3 separate regions of the Mus musculus genome follow, and all the other regions are linked to region 3. Evidence: chromatin loops called from intact Hi-C (ENCODE). Cell type or tissue: left cerebral cortex. All regions are shown on one strand.

What was found. A loop is a pair of places that touch in the nucleus more often than their neighbours do. Peaks named below come from ENCODE experiments on the same cell type or tissue, not always from the same donor. Only the 100,000 strongest peaks of a DNase experiment are listed, where the experiment ranks them.
Region 1: it touches region 3 in a loop (2.7-fold over the local background); 4 of 42 quality-filtered maps call a loop at or near these places.
Region 2: it touches region 3 in a loop (2.4-fold over the local background); 2 of 42 quality-filtered maps call a loop at or near these places.

The regions. Positions count from the first base shown.
Region 1 is chr14:75,193,343-75,201,342 of GRCm38, forward strand. It overlaps Lcp1 (lymphocyte cytosolic protein 1), which reads left to right. Exons shown (of 17, transcript NM_008879.4): 3 at 4,735-4,821; 4 at 5,938-6,101; 5 at 7,038-7,167. The coding sequence starts at 4,758. Among named protein-coding and RNA genes, the nearest start is that of Cpb2, 45 kb to the right of the region's middle. In left cerebral cortex, a CTCF peak has its summit at 3,903 (motif pointing right); a DNase peak (open chromatin) is centred at 3,900.
Region 2 is chr14:75,340,951-75,348,950 of GRCm38, forward strand. Zc3h13 (zinc finger CCCH type containing 13) reads left to right here. Exons shown (of 19, transcript NM_001359875.1): 19 at 2,644-3,477. The coding sequence ends at 2,814. Among named protein-coding and RNA genes, the nearest start is that of Zc3h13, 61 kb to the left of the region's middle. In left cerebral cortex, no CTCF peak of the experiment used is centred here; no DNase peak of the experiment used is centred here.
Region 3 is chr14:75,636,025-75,644,024 of GRCm38, forward strand. It overlaps Erich6b (glutamate rich 6B), which reads left to right and starts at 6,198. Exons shown (of 13, transcript NM_001369022.1): 1 at 6,198-6,264. It overlaps Gm36219 (a long non-coding RNA gene), which reads right to left. Exons shown (of 6, transcript XR_383598.2): 2 at 7,320-7,462; 3 at 6,446-6,557; 4 at 5,820-6,310; 5 at 5,366-5,595; 6 at 2,817-2,947. In left cerebral cortex, CTCF peaks have their summits at 4,965 (motif pointing left) and 5,557 (motif pointing right); DNase peaks (open chromatin) are centred at 5,041 and 5,508.

The DNA of each region.
Region 1 (8,000 bases), 440 kb before region 3:
TCTAATGGTTTGGGTAGGGATCCATAAGGGAAGGTCCTGAGCTTACTGCTAGTTGAAATGCTTCCTGGCAGAGCATTGTTAGTTGGTGTGGTCATTAGAAAGGGACACGTGAGCTGGTGAGATGCCTCAGCAGGTAAAGGTGATTGGGACTCAGCCTGACGACCGGAGTTGGATCCCTGGGTCCCCACATGCTGAAAGAAGAGAAACGGACTCATTCGAGTTTTCCTCTTACCCCTACTTGTTCGATGTAACACACCCACAGCCATACACTCCCCCACACTAAATAAAATACAATTAAATGTTTTACCAAAAGGTAAGGCACGGGCAGGGTCTGGGGATATAGCTCAGTGGAAGAACACATGATTAATATATATAGGCCCTAGAAGCAAAAAGAATAAATAGTATGAACCATACTCACAACAGAGTCTGTAAAGCTCAATTGAAAGTACTCCCTCGTGCCCTGGAAGACACGTGCCTTCTTTCTTTTTGGGCTCCTGATACCCAAGTAGGAGCCTTTACTGCTGCCTATATGGTGCTAGTATTGCAAAGCGACACCTTCCCCTGAGGACCTGGATAATAGGTGGTGATAAGATAGTCCACTCCTTCTAACTGCAGGAATGAAAATGGGCACAGTCCCCTCAGGCAAACACATAAACTATGTACGATATCTAAAATTAGACACTACTGCAGCGATGTCCTTCTTAGACATGGCTGGTGTGCATGTTAGAACATTAATCATGTCCTGCCCCACGCTGGGGAAGCACTCTCCTTTCCACACCGCACTTGGTCTAATTAGCTGAAGAGTCTCCTCTCTGTCAAAGTCACTGAGACTTTTAGGGGTAACTTCACCCTCTCTCTTCTCTTCTCTGTATTGGGAACACCAACTGGAACGGCCTTGGAGCATTTGTGCACAAAGCATTTCACGTGGTTGCATGACAGTTTACCCCGTGCATAAATCAGAAAACTGTAATAAACTTCATCTGATGCTCCAGTCTCTAAAAGTGGAGCTGTTTTTCTAGGTCCTGCTCAGCATGAAGGTAAAAGAAACACAATGATTTGTGTAAGTCTGGGCCCTACACAGCCCACAGTGGCCACAGCAACTTAAGCTGTCAGCTCCAACCCTCTTACCAGCCCATTTCTTATACTGCTTAAGTACTCTTTTCTCCCCCCTTCTTTCCTCCCTCTCCCTTCCTCTCCCTCCCTGCCTCCATCTTTCTCTCCCTCCCTCCCTTCCTTCCTTTCTTTCTCTCTTCCTTTCTTTCTTTCTCAAAGCTATTGAACCAATGAAGACTTGAGGATTTTTAAACATGAAGTTATTTCCACTATTTTCATCTCCAAGTTGATCTTCCCACCCACAAACCTCTAAAGAGAATATTGTTAGGTGGTATGTTACATTATATTAGACATTTGTTCCTGACCAACATATTGGTTTTATTTTGTGGTTGTTTTGGTTTTTGTTGGTTTGCTTGTTTTGTTTTGCTTTGTTTTGTTGAGACAGGGTTCCCCTCTGTGGTCCTGGAACTCACTAGTTCAGGTTGGTCTCAAATTCAGAGATTTCCCCATGCCTCTGCCTCCTGAGTGCTGGGATAAAGAGGTATGCCACCATGCTTGGAGACATTTGGTATTTATACTAAAACATTTCTCCTTCATTATACCATGACCTTTGAAGGTTTTTTTTTTTCCCACTTCGATGGTTCTTCTATTGCTTCTATGGCTCTGTTCTTTAAAAGTTATTTATATTTTTATTTATGTATATGTGGGTGCCTGCATGAGTTTATGCACACCACGTTTGTACAGGTGAGGCCAGAGGACATCGGGGCCCCTGGAGTTGGACTTACAGGTGTTGCCGAGCTACCCGATGTGGGTGCTAGGAATCAAATACATCTCCTCTGTTAGCATAGTATGTGTTCTTAACTGCGGAGCCATCTCTCCAGTTCTCTTAGCTCTGTTTTTGACACAGTGCAATCTCATTTCTATTTCTACTTGAACTTCTCAGCAGTCTCTCACAGTGTCCAATAATCGGACACTCTTGTGTGCAAACCCAGGGCCAGGTTTAGATTCCACGACCCAGTTTACTCGTCTCAACCACAGTCCTTGTGCTGTGCTTTTCCGTTACTAACCAGGTCAGGCTTCCCTTGGAAGAAAGAGCAGGGCCTGACCTATAGTAGGCATTCATAAAATATGTGTGGAACGTAAGCACCTATGGACACCTATATACCAAGTGTGGGATGTCTAACAAGGAGGCCTGCCTGACAGCTGTAGAACCAGACTTGCTGTGGCCTCTAGGAATTGCCGCAGTGTGTTAGGGAGACCCTGCTATGAATGCGCATGTGCGGTGTTGGTCTTGTTGAGGTGAGATGAGCCAACTCAGCCATAGTAACTTAGTAAAGTTACAGCAACTTTCCTATAACAGAGGCCTCCATTGCATAACATGCAGAAGTGCAAACTTCCTCTTCTGCAATTCCCAGACAGGCTCATGATGTTCACATTCAATGCCCCACTAGCTAAGGTATTCAAGATGCTTATTAGCGACTGCTGATCTATGAGCAAGTGCAGAGAGTGAGAGAAAGGCATGGTGGAGTGGAGCCTGGGTGCACAGCCGGGAAGAGGGGAGTGAAATGAGAGTTGGAATGTTGCTGAGATGTGAGTCTTAGATTCTCCCAGCTTCTGTGTCCTTCTCTATAAAATGAAAATAATTGTACTAATGCATACCGTCAGCTTATACTGAGAGTCATCGGGGGACAGTAAAATATGGTGCTTACTGCACCCCACAAATCCCTCTTCTTAGTGCCTGGTAAGGATTTTGCTATGAGCCTATGGTTCTTTTTAGCATTAGCTTTTAGAGAGCTGGAGTTTAACTTTCAGCCACTTACTAGCAAAGTGCGACAGATTTTAGGCATCCATTGACTGCTGAAACTCCTCGCTGACTGCATCTGCTTGCTGCATCTATGTTTATTGTTCTTTGGCTTGAAGATGCCTCTATTCAAATGAGTTTTGGAAATCTGATTATAAGAGGAGAATGGAGAAGGAGAGGGAATGGAGAGAAGGTGGTGGTCCGATCACTAGTGCATGTCTCTTCAGAATTTCTGTGCTCTGTGAACGAGATCATGTGTGTTTGTACACTTGTCCTTCAGCATGTCCTGGGTCCCCCCAGAGAACCCATCATACCACTATCTTGTTAGATATAGAAGGCCAATGATAATAAAATAAAGTTTCAATAGCAAAAAGGCCTCTTAAATGAGTTAAAATGCACCTATATTAGATACTTTCAACCATGTCTCTAGTTCCCACCGATGATGGGAGCTAAGATCCTGTTGGGTGGGGAGTAGTCTGAGCTTCTCAGGCAACACTCTAAGGCTTGCTACTTTTATTTGCTTACTCTTGTGGCCTGGGCATTTGTTTATTTTCATTTTCATGCATGAATTTTATTAACAAAATATTGGATAACAAAAGTTTGAGCCATTGTCATTTCATGTGGCTGGAGAGTTTCACTCACACTGGCAGACATGTGCCACTCCCATTGGCAGATAAGAGTGGATGGAGGTTTCACGGGTATGTGTGATGCAGTTTGAAGTGTGGTGCAGTTTGACCCATGGGGTTTATTGTTATAACATTTGCTTTTTTTGCACGGATGTCAGTCGTTACTGAGAACAAACACAACACCACAGAATAATGTGGAAACATAAAAAAGAAAATGGGTTTAAAGTATCCTTGCCATAAATGGGAAATATTTTAAAATATATAAGTTTATTACAATGGTCAAAATAAAATTATAGTTAGACACATCTCATCTGCTGTTTCCCTACTCCATTTACAATCAAGAAATCTGGCGAATGGAACCTCCATCCCCAATGTAGCAAGGAGCCTTTCTGGTTCATTCACTTTCTTACCACAAGGGGGCAGCAGTGATGCGTAGGGATAGCAGGTTGCTCAGCAAACGTTTCTGAGAAAACATTTAAGATGTGTTTCAGATTTTCATATTTGAATTTTTAGAAGGTCACCTCCTTCCTTCATCCTTGACTGTGTATGGTCAAACTTATGCACAGAACTCTCTGAATTTATAAAGGATATCTACGGGCGTGGCCAAGCATTAATTTAAAGATAATCATGATGGCATTTGTAAAGTTACTTATGTAAAAGTTAAAGGTTTTAATTGTATGTTTCTATATGGTAAATTACTCCAAAATATAGCAATATTACCACCTCTTTCTCTGTTCCTTGTAATGTTGGCTTAGAGTTCAAATGGGTCAGAAGTTTCACCCTGGCCTTCTCAGCCAGCTGCCAGGTGAATCCCTTAGCTGGGAGTTCAGGAGGGGCTGGTACTTAATTCTCCTTCACCTTAATTCTTCTCACTTCCCTATGAGAACAGGGGGAGGGGGGCCGACAAAGGATGAGTGGCCCAAGAATGAATATTTCAAAGTAAAGGAGGTGGGAATTTCCAGTCCCTCCATCACCTTCTGATTGTCACAGAAATCCTAAGGTCGGTTTAGATAAGCACTTACTAAGCCTTAAGTCAATATAGATAAGCACAGCTTACCACGTGAGGAGCTGCCTCGTGGTGCGGGGAGGGGAGAGATTGCAGGCAGCTGTCTTTGATGACCCCACGTGGGAGGCTGGGAGGCTTTGAAAGTCATGGAGGGTGGGGGCGAACATGGCTTCCTCTAATAGACAGGCTTTGTTCTGAGCTTACTGGAATTTAGATGCACAGTGCTCACTCTGACGTTCTTCTCCCAGGTCTGTCACCTAAAGCAGTGAAAATGGCCAGAGGATCCGTGTCTGACGAAGAAATGATGGAGCTCAGAGAGGCTTTTGCCAAAGTTGGTGAGTGGACCTGATTCTTCCCCACCCCACGCCCCCTCCCCCGCCCCCATCGTCACGCCCCGTCACTGTTTACCACTGTTCTCAACCTGTGGGTCGCGACCCCTTTGGGGGGTCAAACTTCATAGGGGTCACCTAAGACATCTAGAAATCGTAGGTGTTTCCATTACAATTCATAACAGTGTCAAAATTACAGTTGTGAGGTCGCAATGAAAATAATTTTATGGCTGGGGGTCTACAACATGATAAACTGTATCAAAGGGTCGCAGCTTTCGGAGGAATTAGAGCCGGGGAGAGTTGGTTTCAGTAAGGTGCGCTGGAGAAAACAGGTCCTTCCTAGTTAAAACAGTGAGCCCGCAGCCTTTTCCCATAGGCGTTCCCTACACGCCCTTATTTACATTCTGCCTGCTTTCCTTTGATTTCCTTTATATTGATATTCTTCCACTCCTTATTGGTAAGCCCCTTGTGGTTTACTTTTTAAGTTTCTCTAAGAATTCCTAAGGATTGCAGAAGCAGGTAGGGCTCAGTCAGTAAAATGTTGCCACTCAAGCGTGAGGACCTGAGTTTGATCCCCAGCACCCACGTAAATGCTGGGCCTGGTGTCCCACACGGGGCAGCAGAGACAGGTGAGTCCCTGGGGCTCACTGGCCAGTTGGTCTAGCCAGTTGGGGAACTTCAGCTTCAGTGGGAGAGCCCTGTGTTGGAAAACAAATGGCTCCTGAGGAACAACACCCAAAGTTGTCCTGTGACCTCTACATGTACATATGCCCTTATGGGTACATACACAACACAGACACACACACACAAACACATGTGTGGACACACACACATGCAGGAAGATGCACACATACATGCCTGCACACGTTCCTAAATATCCTGTTAGTATCCCCTTAATTTCAAGATCTTAATTAGAATTAGTCTTTTACTGTGGGTGTTGGAAGTGATGTGACTGTCTAGATCCAAGAGCAATAGGCCTCCTGGCAGGTTTCTGCCTCTATCTGGGTCAGACCCATGCCTGGTCATCTTTCTCCAGCTCCACCCATCCTCTAGTATCCCTTTGCCTTTCTAAAGACTGCACCCGAGTTACCTTAGAGCTTCACTCTATCCTTTGTGTCACAGATACCGATGGCAACGGATACATCAGCTGCAATGAGCTAAATGACTTGTTCAAGGCCGCCTGCCTGCCTCTGCCTGGGTACCGAGTGAGAGAAATCACAGAAAACCTGATGGCCACAGGTGATCTGGACCAAGATGGAAAGATCAGCTTTGATGAGTTTATCAAGGTGAGCAATGATACTGAATTCAAGGCCATGCACTTGAAACTTGAACTCAGTGTCAACAAACATCCAGAGAGGCGATCCGTCCCTTCCTGGCTCGTTGGTACAGTTCTTACCTTTGTGGTTTCCTTGACTACAGCTTGAGTTTCTAAAAATGTCTTAATCTACCTGGGTGTGTGTCTAGGTTAGGGTGTTATTGCTGTAAAAAGACACGCTGACCACAGCCACCCTTACAAAGGAAAGCATTTAATTGAGGCTGGCTTACAGTTTCAGAGGTTCAGACCATTATAATCTTTGTGGGAAGCATGGCAGCATCCAGGCAGGCATGGTGCTGTAGAAGGAGCTGAGAGTTCTGCATCCTGTCCTAAAGGCAGGAAAAGGAGACTGTGTGTCACACTAGGCATAGCTTGAGCACAGGAGACCTCAAAGCCAACCCCTACAGTGACCACTTTCTCCAACAAGACCACACCTACTCCAAGGCCACACATCCTAATAGTGCCACTCCCTATGGGACAAGCATTCAAACACATAAATCTATGGGGCCACACATATTCAAACCACCACAGTGCCCACCTCCTTAATCCCTGCCCTTGGGAACCTAAGGCAAGAGGATTTGGGGTTTTGTTTGTTTGTTTGTTTGGTTGGTTGGTTTTTCGAGACAGGGTTTCTCTGTATAGCCCTGGCTGTCCTGGAACTCACTTTGTAGACCAGGCTGGCCTCGAACTCAGAAATCCACCTGTCTCTGCCTCCCAAGTGCTAGGATTAAAGGCATGCGCCACCACTGCCCGGCAAGAGGATTTTTTTTGAGTTCAAGGCCAGCCTGGGATACATAGTAAGCACCAGGCCAGCATAAACTGTGTAACAAAGAGTTGGTCAAACAAACAAACAAACAAACAAAAAAATCAAAATCAAAACCAAATGAACCAAACATGTTTTTAACAGGTCTTCCATGGCTTAAAAAGCACCGAGGTTGCCAAAACCTTCCGAAAAGCTATCAACAAGAAGGAAGGGATCTGTGCGATTGGCGGCACCTCTGAGCAGTCCAGCGTTGGTACCCAGCACTCTTACTCAGGTAAGCTGTGCTGATGGGCGGGGGCAGAGGAAGAATGTGTGAGTTGAGAGAAGACTGGCAAAGGATACAGTGAGGAGGAAGGACCCAGCTGTCTGGGGTTGTAGAGTCGATATTTGCTATGCAAACCAAAGGGCTAAAAGCAAAGAAGCAAGCACACCCACCTGGATGGAGACCCATCTTCCCCTGTAGGAGTGGACCAGTTCCAGGCACAGGACCCAGGAACTGCCTGAGCCCCAGGGAGCTTCCTGTACGGAGTGACCTCATTTGCATTTAAAATTTGCTTTAAACGCTGCCAAATCTCCTTTAAAAACTTTATGGGCAAAATTGGCCCTTTTAGAGTCTTCATCTTCAATATCATGATTATTCTTAACGCTGAGTGGTCAAAAAATATTGATTGAAAAAAGGAGTTTTATATTTATTCCAAAGGCTAACACGGAGCAGCCTTAATGGACGCTTCTAATAGTCCGAATGCTGTGGTTGCTTAACTCGTCTTAAAGTTCAGTTTTTTTAAAGGATGATTCAATGTCAAAGATAAGTTTGTGGATAGGCACTGTTTGCAGTTGCTAAGACAAAGTTTAGCCTTTCTTATTCAAAATATATTCTGTTTATTCATTCTTTGAGACATTTATACAAGGTATTTTAAACATATATACTCCTCCTCCAGCTCCTCCCATAACAATGGTTATGTTCCTCTCCTCCATCCCTTCCCACTCTCTTTTGAGATTTCTTCTTCTTTTTCTTTCTCCCACGTTGTCTTGGGAATGGGTCATGGGGATGTGTGTGATTGTCACCTTAGAGAGAATGGACTCACCTCCTCTTCAGGCAGTGGTGGG
Region 2 (8,000 bases), 300 kb before region 3:
GACCTGGTGAACTCTTCTGTAGCCTGTGAGCTCTGCTCAGGGGGAGGGGGAGGGTCTTCAGCTTGAGACCAGCCTGGGTTACAAATAACAGCACGCGCTGAGAGACAGGACAGAACTGGAAAGCAGTTTTAAATGCTCAGAAACCCCATGAAGAATACTGGGACTAAGTTTTATGTCACTACAAAAGAGAAGAATAGAACAGGGCTATTTCCTGGGATAAGAGATAGATTTTTCTTCAGTGACAAAAAGTAGAAAAACTACTAACCACATATTTGACATTATCACTTTATAGGAGAATTACTTTGAAGTGTTTAAGTATAAAGCACCATAGGAAAAATAAGGAAAGATAACACGTAGCTATTGTAAATGAGTTTTAAAATCATTTTAGCATTATAACATAATATACAGCAAATAAAAGGAAGGAAATAATAGCAGATTAACAAAATTAGAGGTAGAAGGACATTAGAAAAATGCATAGTGAAACCAAAAGCTGTTTTTTATTTATTTGTATGTTTGGTTTTTCAAGAAATGAATAGTCTACTAACTAAACTAAGAAAGAAAACACAAATGAGCAGTAACGAGAAAAGTTGAGATGACACTATGAATGCCACAGTGACAGGAGAGTAGTGAGGTCCGGGTGTGGCTCCGTAATAGAGGGCTCGCCTGGTGAGCCCAAGGCCCTGGGTTCAGTCCTCAGCACTGAGCGCCAAATCAAAAGAAGAAAAGAAAAAGGTTGCGTTAAAGTTTAGTTTAGTAGCAGTGAATAGACTTGAGTCCTCAAACGACCAAATCTGTATAAGAAGAATAGAAAACTTCAGTTTAGATCCTTCTAAAACTGAAATTTCCACCCTGGACATTCATGCTTGCAAATCTGCTAAGTATTAAAAGAAAAGAAGAAAACCAAGATAACAACAAATCAAACACTGGTGCAGCACAGTGTTTCCTTCCCAGCATGTGCCACAGCTCCAGCATCGCAAGTACTCTGCGAAAACCGCTGCTCACCCCGCTCATGCCTGCCGACGGTCACAAAGATCCTACAGAATGGAATGAGTCCTGTACCACAAGCAAATATGGGTTCCCCAGGAATGAAAGACTGGCCAGTGTTCTAAAATCATTCACTGTGACTAAACAGAGAAAAAAAAAATACATGATCATATCATGCAATTATTGTTCTCCCTAGAAACTTGTCTACAGACTAAACAAAATTCTGATAAAAATTCAACTAAGATTTTTGTACTCTTTGTAGAGATAGACAAGCTGATTCTAGAGTTTATGTGACATCTCAACATAACATTTTTACACATACACACATGAATAAATAAATGGGAGAATTTACCTATTAATTTCAAGACACTGTGAAATATACTATTAGAATAATGTGGTATAGATAAAAGAATAGAATTTCAGTCAAATGGAAGTAAGCCAACTGCACAAGTAGACAGAAATGTAGCCAGTTAAGAGGGACAGGAGAGTATAAAATAGTTTCAATTTTTAAAATTAATTTTTGTTATGAAATAATTATTTCATAAATTGAGACACTGGTTAAAAAAAGGAAAACACAAACAGTGAGAGACAGTACTTAATGAATACACTTCTTAAATACCCCAAATATATGCAGATATCCTCAAGAGTTAACAATAAAAAATAATAGAAAAAATTTCAAAATGGTGAAATATTTAAACAGACATCAAGCCAATGTGGATAGCCATTAAGCACATGAATAGGTGTGTCTCATCACTAGCCATTATGGAGTATAAATTAAGACTGCAGTGAAATTCTATTCATTACCTATATCAGTTGCCAAAAAGAATTAACCAGCTACAAATTGATCACACTCTTCCCCAAACTGAATCCACCTCCAGTGTTCTTCCTTAGCAGAAAATGAACTGTAGCACAATTGAACATGGGTAATACCTGTCAACAGAACACACTACTGCCGTCTTGTGCAACATGCAGTACTTTCAAAGGCGTTATGTTGAATACGGAACTAACATCCGTGGTTACGGAAGACATCAGTGGTTGCCAGGATTAGGGTTGAGAATATGAAGTAAATGCTTCATTGAGTAAAGACTATGTCTGTCTACCCTGATTGTTGCCATGTTTGCATGAGTCTGTATGTGTATTAGACCTCATAGGATTGTACATAAAATGTTACTTTATTCAGTTCTGTGGCCCAAGTGCTGAGAGACTAATAAGGAGTGAAGAGTGTTTGACTTATGAAGGAAGAAGGAGGAAAAAGTGATCCTTTCCTCAGAATTTGCAGTTTGTCAGGTAAAAGCAAGATTGAATATAGGTGTCCCTCAGCAGAGTGGACACCGCTGTGTCCCGAGGGAGAAGCGGAGACTCAGCACACTCCGCCTCCTCTCTGTTCTGGTATCTATTTTCTCCTCAGAGGTGCAGACTAAATGCAGTTAATGACCTGTTGGGAACTGTTAAGGAACCCCACCTTAGTAGGAGCTAAACAGGGTGCCCACTGAAGCTTGCTTGCTGTTCCTGAACAGAATCCTAGTGTTGCTTTAACGTGTGGAGTTAAAGTCATAGTCAGAGCTCAGCTGACATCGGGGTTGGGTGGAGGTACCCTGCCTCGCTTTCCCACTGTCACCCAGCAATGTACAGCTTGTTGCTTTTGTTTCTTCCAAATAGGGAACTGTGAAGCAGGCGTACACAAACACTCCGATGGTAGACAATGAGCTGCTTCGGCTAAGTCTTCGGTTATTTAAGAAGAAGGCCACCTGCCATGCCCCTGGACAGGAAAAGACTGAAGATGGCAAATTAGGACCGTGCAGTATCCAGCAGGAGCTGTGTGTGTCCTAGGCGAAGATTGAGGATGGCCCCTTTGCTCCATCTTCCCAGTAGTGCATAATCTTTCTTGACGTTCTTTGGTTTGAAGACATTGCTAACTACAGAGGCAGAGGAGTCACCAGCCACATCAGCAGTGAAAACTTCAATCTTCAGAGACACGTGCTTTGGTTCATTTAAGATTTTCCATTAATTTTATACAGTAATTGACACTCAGGCAAAATAATGTGAAAATGTCTAGATTTAGTAATTTCGTCTGTGTCTTCATTAAAATTGAAGATTTTAAGAAACCAGGTCACCCCTGCTCTTCCAGCCTATGAATACTTCTTATGAAATAAAAGCACTGATTTTCACTCTGGATCACCATGCAGAAACTGACCTTAGTCAGAAAGGAGTGTTGCCAGAAGCTGCTGCACAGGCTGCAGGGCCGTGTACAGAGCTCTGAGGAGCGCCAGCCTAGTAAGCATGCTGGGAGGCCGTCTCCACTACAGGAAGCCCAGGTGGTTTGGTTTTTTTCTTTTGAAATTTCTAAAATAAATGACTCCATGGGATTTTTTTTTTACACGTGTACATTACTACATTATATATTGGAAGTCTTTGGACCTTTGAGTGGGGTTTAATTGTTCATTATCAGAGACTGTGTGCTATTTTATTTTTAATAAATGTATGTTCCCTTTTCCTGTTGTAGATTTTCCTTGCTCTTTATTAATCAGACTCCAGACACCTAGAAACATGTATTACCAGCATTATAGTTTCATTCTTCATATATTTTCCTGCTTGTGTAGTTAGCACTGGACACTTGCATACGTGTAAGGACACTGGAGGGCGTACTTCATATCCAGCTCGCAATTCTGGAGGCAAACCTGTGACCAGGGTGAAAATCCTGCCACCTCAGCTCAGTTGTGAGCTGCCTCCGTCCATCCTGTGCTATGTAAAGTTTACTTCTTTAAATTTCAGACTAGCTTGTTCTTGTATGTGTTTAGCTCATGAAGCAAACTCTCAGGAGGACTTGGGATAGACAGGAAGCTGAAGAATTTGGGCAGACAGTGGTGCTGAGGTGCTAATAGAGAAGATGTTATAACTTGCTCCTGGCTTTTCATGGGGCTCCGTTAAAGCCATGAGCTGTGTTACTTCTCTCAGGCCTCATATCCCATCTCTGGAGATTGCTTGGTGACACTGGGGCAGTGTGCCTGTTCATCTTGTTCTAGCAATAGTGTGTCTTCCCAGTGAGAAATCAAGTAAGAGCCCTTTATTAACAACACAGCTAGCTGGGGCTGGGGCTGGTGCCCAGAGAGTCAGCTTTGAAAAGACGTTTCTGCTAGCTTGTATATACCGTAGGCTTATGCGTTTTATATACACTATTATCTTTAAATCCCAGGTTACTCTTTGAACAAATTAAACGGAGGATGGAGACTACAAGTCTGGCCACTTGGGCAGTTGGGAGATTTACACAGCAATGATACTGCCAGATGTATTTCTTAAGTACACCAGTGTTATTCTTTTTGAATAGTTGTTATCCAGGGTCATGTTGCCCACCTGGTAGAATTATGCTTTTCTCAAGAAGAGAACTGGGGACTTTATGGCAGGCCAGGACTTAACATTTGTTGTGACCCTGCGCTGCCCCCTTGAACTGCCTGTCAGATTCTCTGAGGAAGGGCCCCGTGGCTGATCCATCCTGGTGAGCAAACATTTATATCCCCACATCCTCGTGTTTGCTCATCTCTCTCAGGCCGGCTAACATGCTACTTAACTTTGGGATACTTTGGAGGCAGGACTCCCTTAGCCAGCTTCTCCTTGGTATGATTTACTGTCTCCCAAGCAGATCCACTAGCTAGTCCTTCATAACATCACTCTATTATGTTGAGTTTCTTCTAAATCCATCTCAGACATTAGTGATGTGGGATATCCACACAGCAAAGGAAATAGTCTTATTTTCAAGATAGCTCTGAAACCATTTCTAGGAAATATCACCAGAGGAGAAAGGGAGAAAGGGCATAAATCCTCACTGTCATTTGCTCTTTCCAAATGCTGTAAGTGAAAAGAACAGAAAGTTAGGACCCCAGAGAGTGAATGCCAGCAGGAGACCACTTCCTGACTGCAGTAGGGAGCACTGGGCTCTGCAGCATCAAGGTTTAAAGTCCAAGAAAAATAGTTTAGAGAAATTTCAAGTCTTAGAACTAATAGCTCCCAGAATTGTGAAACATGACAAAAAATAAAAACAAACAAACAAACAAACAAAAAAACATGGCTTCATTTGTCCACTACTGCTGAAACTATCTAAAATTACCTAAGTTAGGTGTGATGGTGCCTGCCTTAAACCCAGGGCCTGGGAGGCTAAGGCAGGTGGGATTCTGTGAGGTCAAGGCCAGCCTGGTGTTCACAGCAAATGTCAAGACTGCTAGACCTGCAACGACCTGTCTCATATGGAAACTAGATGGCTGAAACTGCCTTCCTGTCAGGCTGCAGAGCAAAGCTTTAGGGCCATCTGTTTTGCATGAGACCGCTGTTTCCATAGCATCACGTTCCCAGTTGGAAAAGACTGTTCAGTCGTGTTTCCAAACCTGTTACACAGATAAAACGCTACCCAAGTCTTGCTGGGACTCTTGTTGACTCTAGACCTAATACCTAGAAGACACCTTTTAATCTATAAGTATGGACTTAAGTTCTCACCACCTTGTCCATTTGCTGTAATGGCACCTCTCAGTTCTAGCTGCTGGTTGGGGGGGGAGGGGGGCAGAAGTGCATCTGTAGTGCAAGATAAATAAGAACTGCGTGGTCAAATAACTGAATTGGCATTCCCACAGGCACCCATCCACCATTGATGGAAACTTGTGAGTGTGCCTAAGTAGTAGCTTAGGCTGAAAGGCCTGGCCACTGATCACATGATCTCCCCGTCCGGACCACTGAATTCAGATGGTGCCCATCCCACCTCATAGCCACATTAGGGATTTGGGACTCGTCCTTATCTGCGCAACTTTAAGTCTGCAGTACATCCCACTTGGTTCCTTACTATTGTGTTGAGTGAAGATGCCCGTGTTCAGTGACAATTGATGATGCTTTAGAACTTCAGGAAGGAGCTGCCTGCAATTAAACGTAGACTGGGCTGGAGTGATGGATTGGGCCATTAATAAATAGTGCTTGCTGTTCTTTCCAGCAGCCGCATCTGCTCCAGCCCCATGGGAATCTGATACCTCTGTGTGCACCTATACTCACCTGCACAAGCATACATACACACACATAATTTAATAAAATATATCTTTAGCGGCGCGTGGTGCTGAGAATACAGCTCTTGCTTAGTGGCTTGGGGTCGAAGGAGGAGAGGAAGTCAATTTCTCCTTCAAGAGTCATAAATTTCCTTTATTCACTAGTCCTTTTGCGTTTCCCATGTGAGTATTCTGGACATAGCATTATACTCTACTCTGAAGGTGACGTCAGCTTTTGTTTAGTACCTTTCAATATAGCGCTGTAGACAAAATTTCCCAACGATAGAGTTAACTTCTTCAATTCAGATTGTCTATCATATTGTGCTGGTATCACTGTTGTGGGTTTGCCGGTTTCCGTGGCTTAGGCAAAATGGGATGTAAGTAGACACTTACGTCGTAGTAGTTAGAAGAGAAGGCTGAGCAGGGAAATGGATGCTCGAATAGAAACTGTGGGTAGGAAAGGTGTTGTCCTTGATTGCCAGGCAAGATCTTATGAAAACTGCAGGGCCAGCAGGGCAGACGGGAGGGAACATTTGGGGCTGAGGGGCTGTGGAGACTGGGGTGTGCTGACATCTGGACTAGAACACCTTGCTTTGCTACGTGATGGACACTAACTGGTACTGCTCAGCACCAGAATAGCGAGTGATGCTCTGGCAGGTCTAAAACTGTGCTGTTCTGGAACTCTCTACAATGGTGGTATGGGTACTGCCCGATGCAGTAGCCTTGTGTGAATGCAGTGAACACCAAAAAGATAACCTGTAACAGGAACCAAGGTTTTGCCTTTTTGTGTGACTTAAAGTAGTCACATGTGGCTCAGTGCTGTACCTGGAACATAATGTGGCCATTTTCCCTAAAGCCCTCGTAAACTTATTACTGTTGGGGACAAGTGATGCTGGGAATTTACCACAGCAAGGCTTTTAGTTCCTAAATTTAGGCCCCGTGTTACTGAAATAGGACAGAACATTGGTGCACAGATCACTGGTCTTACAATGTGTAGACTGGGAAGCATAGAATGGGATAACGGGTGAGACAAGAGACTCGCCCATGTTCTAAAAGGCAAGTAGGAGAGAAATGGGAACACGGCCCGGTAGGTTGGGTCTAAGACATGGATAGCTGGGTTTGGTGGCATACACCTTTAGTCCCAGCACTCAGCAAGTAGGCGGATTTCTAAGTTCTAAGTCAGCCGGGTATACATAGCCAGTCATATCCAAGACCGCCAAGGCTACATAGTGACATTCTGTCTCCAAAAGAATTTTTAATAAAACATAACAAGAGTATTTGTAAGTTATGTTATGTGATAATATATTGAAGTATTCCAGTTCCATTACAGTAATTATTAAATTAAGAAAAGTAACTCCATGTTACTTACAAGACATGAGAACAAATGTTTGAAAGTAACTGAAAGAGAAAAATCTGTAGAAATAGAATAAAACTATACTAATATTAATTATCTATATCTTATATTCATTGAAGAACAATCACTAATATTAATTATGTCTATTTTGTATGTATTGCCGTGGTGATTGCTACTGTTGGTTTCTAGTTCTGTCATTTCTTCCATGTTTGTCAGAATTGTCACTTTTGCAGCTCTCCTTACTCATCTGTTTCTTCATTCTTAACAGTGTGAGCTCACGGGCTTTTGTTTTGTTTTGTGGGTCACAGTGTATTACTACTTGGCCCTAAATACCCATGTCTTGAATGCTAACTCGACTTAGTATATGTTTGACAATACTAATATTTGATGTTGCTCTGGGGTCTGCGTCTCTTATATAGGCTAGCTTTAGGCTTAGTCATCTAACTTACAAAATGAAGTTTGCAAAGTTGTTTGTAGGAAAAATTCAGGCTCTGACTTGCCACCCTCAAACCCAGAGACAAGTCTTGTTTGCTTCTGCCCGATTCTGAGTGTCGCTGTCTCACTGGGGACATTCTACCCGAGTTTTAAGAACAGGTTATCTGGGTCTCCCTGTGACCTAGCCTGGGGTATAGGTTATGCTTGGG
Region 3 (8,000 bases):
GTCCTAGTGTACCCAGTGTAGACAGAACAATGCAAGGGAACAATGTAACTGGACAGACATTGCCTCTGAGACCCTAAACAAACATTCTCAATAACGAGACAGCCCCCTATCCCAGCAGACTTGGCCCAGAAACAGCCACACAGAGTCCTCGGTGGAAGTTTCCCCATCTTCCACAGGCTTAAGTTGACATCTTGCCAATGAGAAGGGGTTGGGGGTGGGGGCTTTAAAATGAAGTCTTTGTTTGCCCAGGAGACCAGTGTTCTCAGGATTTATGTTTAGCAGTAAAAGCCTGGTGTGGAAACAATTGCCTTGGCTCCTGGGGCTTCTGGGCTTTCAGAGAAAGCTCAGGTCAAAGCTTCAGGGCGCCCATGCTACCTACCACTGGTCTAACAGATTAGTGAGCTCTGAAGAACGTTGTTCCTGGCTGCCTCTCCGCTCCATCCAATTAGCACGGCTGGTAAAAAGCTGAGCTGCCGAGGTGTTACCACCTTCAAATAGAGAAGTTAAATCAGGTCTCCCCCCATAATCGATAACAAGGAGTCTCAAACTGAAACGAAACACATCTCTTCTTTGTCACCGGAAAGATAACTATCCCAGCTGCCACTCAAGCAAGCTATGGCTTTAATGGCCTAGTAAAAGTGTTGCATGAAGTACTCAGAGGGGCTCTGATGATTTCTGTTCAAACTCTGAGAGGAATCTACCGCGGAGGCCTTGTGGGAAGGCACGCACTTAAAAGGTCATTTCACCAAGCGTTCCCCTTCGTGACCCCCATCACCATGAACTCTTAATTAATTACGGTTGTCCTAAAGTGAAAAAATACTTTCATAACGGAAGGGCGACCAATTCTCATACACAAGCCAACCACAAATCAGTCACAACTCCCTCAACACCGCCAAGGAGGTGTTCAATTTGTATCTGCGATGAAGTTCAAGTGTTGCATAATTTATACCTAGAATCCACTCAAATATATCTACTAAAATACCCACTCTGACCTTCACTCCCAATCCCAACTGCATTAGAGAGAGAGAGAGAGAGAGAGAGAGAGATCTATAAATCACTGAGGCACAAGCACCCAATCACAGCCCGCCTCTCCCAAAGCCAGGAAACGTTCTCCTTTTGATGAGTTCATCATTGCCTTGAACAGGTTATGAAAGCTGCTTGCATCTCGAGATAATACATCCAGAGGCTCTTACACCAAGATTCATTGTCTGCACAGGAGAGCTAGGTGAGCATGGCCAGTCTAGGTTCCACAGACCCTTCCATTTATCTGTACTCCAGAGCACCACCCTCAGACAGGGCTAGTGCCCTGCAGCAGACCTGCCCTCATAGTTGCAGGGCTAGCTTTCATGCCCTCAAAATCTCCTATCCAGGGGCATCAGGAGACAACTGCAAGCTTACACTGACTCTGCATTAGAGCAAAGCTTTGCCTTGCATTGGAAGACATTATGTTTGCTCTGTTTAACCATGGATGACCGTCCTTTAAAATTGCTCAGGGTTGCGTATGATATAGCTCAGTGACAGAATGTTTGCCTAACAAGGACAAGGTCCTAGCTTCAATCTCCAGCACGGAAAGAACTTAATGATTTTCAAACTGGTTGTACTACTGAGGCCAAAGATATGAAACTCACTACTCCAAATCCCTGCATGTGTGGAAAGCCAGAAGCCCTGTAATAAACAGGTGCCACGAAAAGGAGTTTCTTCCAATGGCTCCCAGGAAGAGCTTTGAAAAGGATCCAAGAGGAGCTACGAGAAGGACTTTATATCAACTGCCACCCAGCAGTGGGGTGCTTCAGGATTATCCTCAGCCAATCTGATGTCCATCCAGGAGACAACAGAAGACTCTGGGAAAGTGGCCAAGCTTGCTACAGAACAAGGACACCCCACGAGTCAGTGTCCAGAGAAAATGTTCTCAAGTTAACATTAATCTGTCCTATTCATGGGATATCATCAATGACCCCACGGTGGAGGCTTGGGCCTAGGCCCTATCTCCATAGGCCCTAAGGGCCATTATTATGATTGGTCCCTTGCAAACGTAGACATAACTTATGAGTGTTACAACAACAAGCCAGTTGCCCTGCCAAAAATTTTCAACCCAAATATAACACAAGAATCCAACAACAACAAAATCCATCTCAGCCACCAGATGCAGTAATTTAGATATGTTCTGCCACTGTGATGGTTTGTATATTCTTGGACCAGGGAGTGGCACCATTTGGAGGTGTGGCCTTGTTGGAACAGGTATGACCTGGTTGGAGTAGGTGTGTCACTGTGGGTGTGGGCTTAAGACTCTCACCCCAGTTGCCTGGAAGTCAGTCTTCCACTAGCAGCCTTTGGATGAAGACGTAGAACTCTCAGCTCTGCCTGCACCATGACAGCCTGGATGCTGCCATGCTCCCACCTTGATGATAATGGACTGAAGATAATGTAAGCCAGCCCCAATTAAATGTTTTTTATAAGACTTGCCTTGGTCATGGTGTCTCTTCACAGCAGTAAAACCCTAACTAAGACAGCCACCAAAGAGACAGATATAACCTACAGCTGTTGGTCCCTCTTTCCCCTCCCCCATGCCCACCCCTTTGCTCTACAGTATATCTCCCTGAATTTTTTTTTCCTTCACATGTTGAGATGTAGTCTGCATGGTGGAAGCAGGAGAGCAACACATTGACTTGATTCTTCATCTGTTCCTCTAGTCCTGGGTCAGGAAAACACCCCTGGCCTCTGCCACCCTACAGGACAATTCCTTATGGCCAGTGGGGGTCTAGAACCCCCAAGATATACAAAGAAGCCTTCCCAGGTCAAAGAGGTTCTTATAATCTTTTGAAGAATCTCCAAGTGTAAGAGAAGCAGACATTCAAAATATATAATGGAAGAGATGGCAGCTCAAGATGTCTCTTCACCCATATCAGCCTTTAGAAGTCCTGAGGTTCTGTCATCAACGCCAACTGTCCTAGGAAGGAGAATGGAGAAATTCAGAGGATGAGAATCAAGAAGTAATGGGGGCTGGAGTGTAGCTAAGGCAATAAGTGCTTGCTTTGCAAGAATGAGGACTAGAGCAAGATCCCCAGAGTCCACATAAAAGGCGCCAGGCAGGGTAGCACATGCTTGGTAATCCTAGTGCTTGGGAGGCAGAGATGGATCCCTGAAGCCTGCTGACCGACCAGTCTTGGCGAGTCTAGGGCCAGTGAGGGTCCTTGTCTCAAAATATGAAAAATACCAAAGGGTGTCCTCTGGACTCCACATGAATATGACACGCTAAATACATACATAGGTAATAAATAAAATAGGCACAGTACAAGACACAAAGGCCGGTGGAAATGAGGATACTACCAACGGCTAAAGCCATGTCCTGTACCCTCTTCCTTAAAGGAAGAAGCTGGGGCCTTCTGAATAAGAAGAAAAATCACACCTAGCATTTGCTAAGTGCTCCTTCAAAACCATTGTCTCTGAAAGATGTTAAAACAGATTCCACTGAGTCCATTTGCAGTCACCTGGAGCAAGAAGTGGTAAAAGGAAGTCACTAGCAAGGCTTTACGAAAAAGTCTTGTCAGTCTAGGCTCATCTGGCTGTGTGTTAAGTGTCAGGCAGGTACAGGAAAGCAATAGATGCTGTCCCTAGACCCTCCATTAGGCTGTAGGTTCTCCTGTTGCCAAAAGCAACCTTCGAATGAGAGACCTGGTAGCTGACGGCTGGAGAAGACAGAAAGTCTGCTTTGGGAATCAAAGAGGCAGACAGGGGACAGACAACAGAAAGAGAAGTGAGGTCAGTTCCCAGGCTGCCCCACTTGGGGGTCAACACAGTGTCCCAGCTTAGATGCCTGGGAAACTGAGGCCAAGCCTTCTGGAAGTCATAGTACACGGGTGGGATTGTAGTGGGAGGACGGGAAGGGAGGCCTTGAGTTTTATCTTTCTAAAAAGAAGGAGGAGGAAAGCCATGACCTGATATATTTTAAGTAATTACTCTCTTTGTGAGCTATGGAGGGAGGGAATTAGAAGACCAACTAAGAGCCTTGTAAAATCTCCCAGAGAAGAGGAAGCAGAAGGAATGATCAGCCTCTGGATATGTGTTTGGGTAGAGGACCTAGGAGTCAGAAGCGCATTCACCTGGGACACAGGAGAGCATCTCTAGGTGCTTGGTCGGAGCAATGGCGCAGCTCTTTATCAAATGACAGAGACTAGAGGAAGGGTAGCTTGGGGGAGGGGCCACCCACAGTCCAGGCTACATGGATGGATGTTTCTTCTGGGCACCCAGGTAGAAAGGCCAAATCAAGCAGACGGCCACAAGAAAGTAAACTATGTCTTTATTGGGTGCTTATGGCAAGATTTATGAAAACATTTGTCTTATCACCATTTTCCTATCAGCCTCTAATAGAGAGCATAGTCTTCCATGATAGCTGAGCAAGGCATCTCTAGAAGCAGCCTTGTGGGGTAGGAAATGTCTGAAAAGATGCTTTGTTCAGGGACCTAATGGCATGTATGCCTTACTGAACCCAGAGAGGCAGGCAGTAATTACTCTCACAAGGACCTCCGCCTGCCTCTCTGCCTCTCTCCATCCACTACGATCCTAGGCTTGCCTTTGCCAAGAGTGAGCATTGTGGTTGCATTTCTTCCCTGGGGCAAGATGGTCCAGAGGTAGGGCTGATAATTACTACCAAAGGAAAGAGACAGATAAATTCCCACCCAGATCCATGACCGATTCAGTGGTATTTGGAGGCTAGTCACTAAATAACTTAAAACCTGTAATGTTTCTGTCTCACTCCATCTATGTTCCCAACACCTCCTAATATGATATAGGCATGTAGTAGGTGTTTAAGAAAATCCCCACAGGGGCTGGAGAGATGATGGCTCAGCAATTAAAGCACTGGATGCTCTCACAGAGGTCCTGAGTTCAGTTCCTAGCAACCGCATGGTGGCTCACAAGCATCTAATCTGGGATCTGATGCCCTCTTCTGGCATGCAGATAGAGCACTCATATACATAAATAAATCTTTTTTTTTTAATCTCCCCAAAGGAATGACCCCATCTACATAAAACCAGTGGGCGCCATCTTGTGGAAGACTGTACAGTAACAATGGCCTAGATTCCAGACACCAGGCTGACAGGAAGGGAACCCTGACATGGACTCTGAAGCTAAGGGCACTGCTTGAAATGACAGACTTGGAAACTTTCCTTGAAGCTGTGTGTACACAATACAGCACACTTTTTTACTTAGATTCATGTAAGGGCATTGGAGATGATGGTGCGGGCAGGGAGGGGCAGCTATACCCATTCTCACAGGCCAGCCCTTGGCACTGCCCTTGAGTCTGCTTGATACCCAAAGCATACCCAAAGCAGCCAGATCAGTTCTCCACTCTCCTGCCCAGCAATACCTTTATGAGCCTCGCCTGGGTCTCCTCATTGCCTCGGAGAGGGGCAGAAACGGCCACCGACTGTTCTCTGTTTACTGGTTTCCCGGTGGGTCTGTGCCCCTTACTTTCCCAGCAGTTTCTTTTGTGTTGTTGTTGTTCTCAGCTCTTCCCAGGAGTCTAGCCCAGGCCACCAGGAGGCACTATTAGCCAGGAACACACAGTCCTAGTGACTGCTTAGGCGTCACAGAAACCTGCAGTTTATACAGCTTGTCAGACTCACTCAGAAAAGAAAGAATTGGAATTACAAACTTAGATGCAAACACAATTGCTTATTAAGAATGGGAAATCACAACAAAGCATCACATTTCAAATGCCCAGCTCTCTTTCTGATGAAACTTCTGTACAAGTACCAGAAATGCCCACCCCTGTATTCAAATCGGCTGGTCTGACCTCCTCTCCGTCCATCCCAACCCACCCTGCAACACCAGCGAGTCCATCTAGAGTCACGATCAGTACATTTCACCGGGGTTCTGTCCCCTGACTCCAGATCAGGCCCATGCATGTTCCCAAAGGCAACTCTCTGTCTCATGGATAGCACTCAACGGAGCCGATGAGCTGATGGTGACACCCAGGGGCTTAGAGATGTTGGTCCTGGGTTCCAGCGCAGGTGAGTCCACACGGGATGCCCTGGGAGGCACTCCTACCATCTTTTCACCTTAGAAGCCAGACTCCCTTCCCTCCCTCTCCCTCTCCCCTCTCCTCCTTTGGCTGGGAACTGGAAGCTAAGGGTCCAAGGTATAGAATGCCCGAAACAACAGAGAAGTGGTAGAGATGCGTGTTCCGTTCCCATGGTAACAGAGAGCGACTTAAACTCGAGATTGGAAGGGTGCAGTTGACTCGCGGCCAGGATCCAAGATTGGGTAAGAGCTCTGAAGGCCAGGCCTGGGCTCCTCCAGCCTTTGGGCCCTGGAAAGGAAGAAGCAATGGAGAGAGAGAGTCCAGGGTGGCAGAGTCCAAGGATAGCAACGGGATATGCCAAGTACCCAGACCCCTTTGTTGCTTGTTATTTTGTCTGTTTTGTTTTTTCTACTCCTGCACTACCTTGATCTTTCTGTTTCCTGCCTTGACACCATCCTCCCCCTGTGAAGAGTGGTGTTCTACTGGTCCAGTACAAATAAAGGGGTGGGTTCGTCTCCTCCAGAGAATCCAGGCACTGAAAAGAATCCTCAAATTAAAACTTGTCTTGCCCAGGCCTACCCCTGGGACTCAAAGCAGGTCACTCAGGTTTTTTCTACCACCACCACCACCACCACCCACCCACCCACTCACCCACCCCTGCCTCTCACTTTTGGGAGGTTTGAGAGAAACAGCACCCCCCTACCTAGCCTGGGGGGGGGGGGTCAAGAGGGAGCAGAGCCAAAGCCAAAGGTTGGCTTTTCACAAGTGTTCTGTACCGATGACTGCAAGCTCAAAGTCACCCCCTTTCAACGGCCAAATTCCAATATATTTGAAATCCTATTTGTTAAAAGAAAGCAAATAAGTAAATAAGCCCTAGACAATATTCTCAGCAGGGCACTGGGTGTCTGTTTGTAAAGGCTACAGCAATTGGTGCATGAGGGTTTAGTGAAGCTTTGGGAATCTAGAGTTTGTCCCTGGCATGTTTGAAGGTGGATTCAGACCAGCAAAACAGAAGCAGCCATCAGTAGTCCCCCTCAAGAGGAAAAGCAGCTGCCTTCCAGCAAGGGCCCTGCCAGAGAGCTAAATAACAGGACTTATAAACAGTTCCAGACAGCAGTGTTCCAGATTCGCAGAACACTGTAGGACTCCCCATGACGGAAGTGAGATCTGCCCCCTTGTTTCCTGCAGGTTTTCTAAACACCTGCTTCCAGAATCCCAGGGAAGCCCAGGGGTCCCAGGGTTCACTCAACGATGTCTTCATCCACTCCTGGCTTCACTGTCTGAGCCCATCACTCACCCCATTGGAAGGTTAGGTGGATGAAACATCCAAACCATTTGCAGTCAGTCTCCTGTATGCCTCTCTTCTGCAGCTCATTAATTCAGTGTACAAACTTCTGTTGAGAGCTCACAGTAAGCCAGGCATTGAGGTGGAATTGCATCCTGTGAGTGAGGCAGATGTGCCGACAGATGTGAGACTTGCAGAGGTACAGTGTGAGAGCTGGGGGGGGGGGGGGGTAAAGACACACTTTCTCTACACAAACCTAGAAACAAGAACAGCCTGGGGGAGCAGGCCCCAGATTCAGGACTGATCATGTGACCAAGGCTTGCTCTAGCTCTGAGGTGCCAGTGTCATGTGATTCCATTGCCTGAATTCTTGCCCTCTTACTACTAAATACAAGCCAGATTGACTCTTAGTATTGATTGATGTAGCACTAATAGCAGAGACTGTGTTGTAGTTTAAATGTTAAATGTCCCCTGTAAGCTCATGTGTTTGAACACTTGAGTCCCAGATGGTAGCGCTGTTCTGGAAGCTGGGGAGCCTTTGGGACTTAGGATCACTGGAGGTTTTACTTGCTTCTGGTCCCAGTCTGTGTTCTCTGCTTCCTGCTTCAGGCTTTGTGTGAAGAACCCGCCAAGCACCCCTACTGCGGTGGGACTCCCTGTCATGCCTCCCTTACCACGGTAGACTGATCCTTCT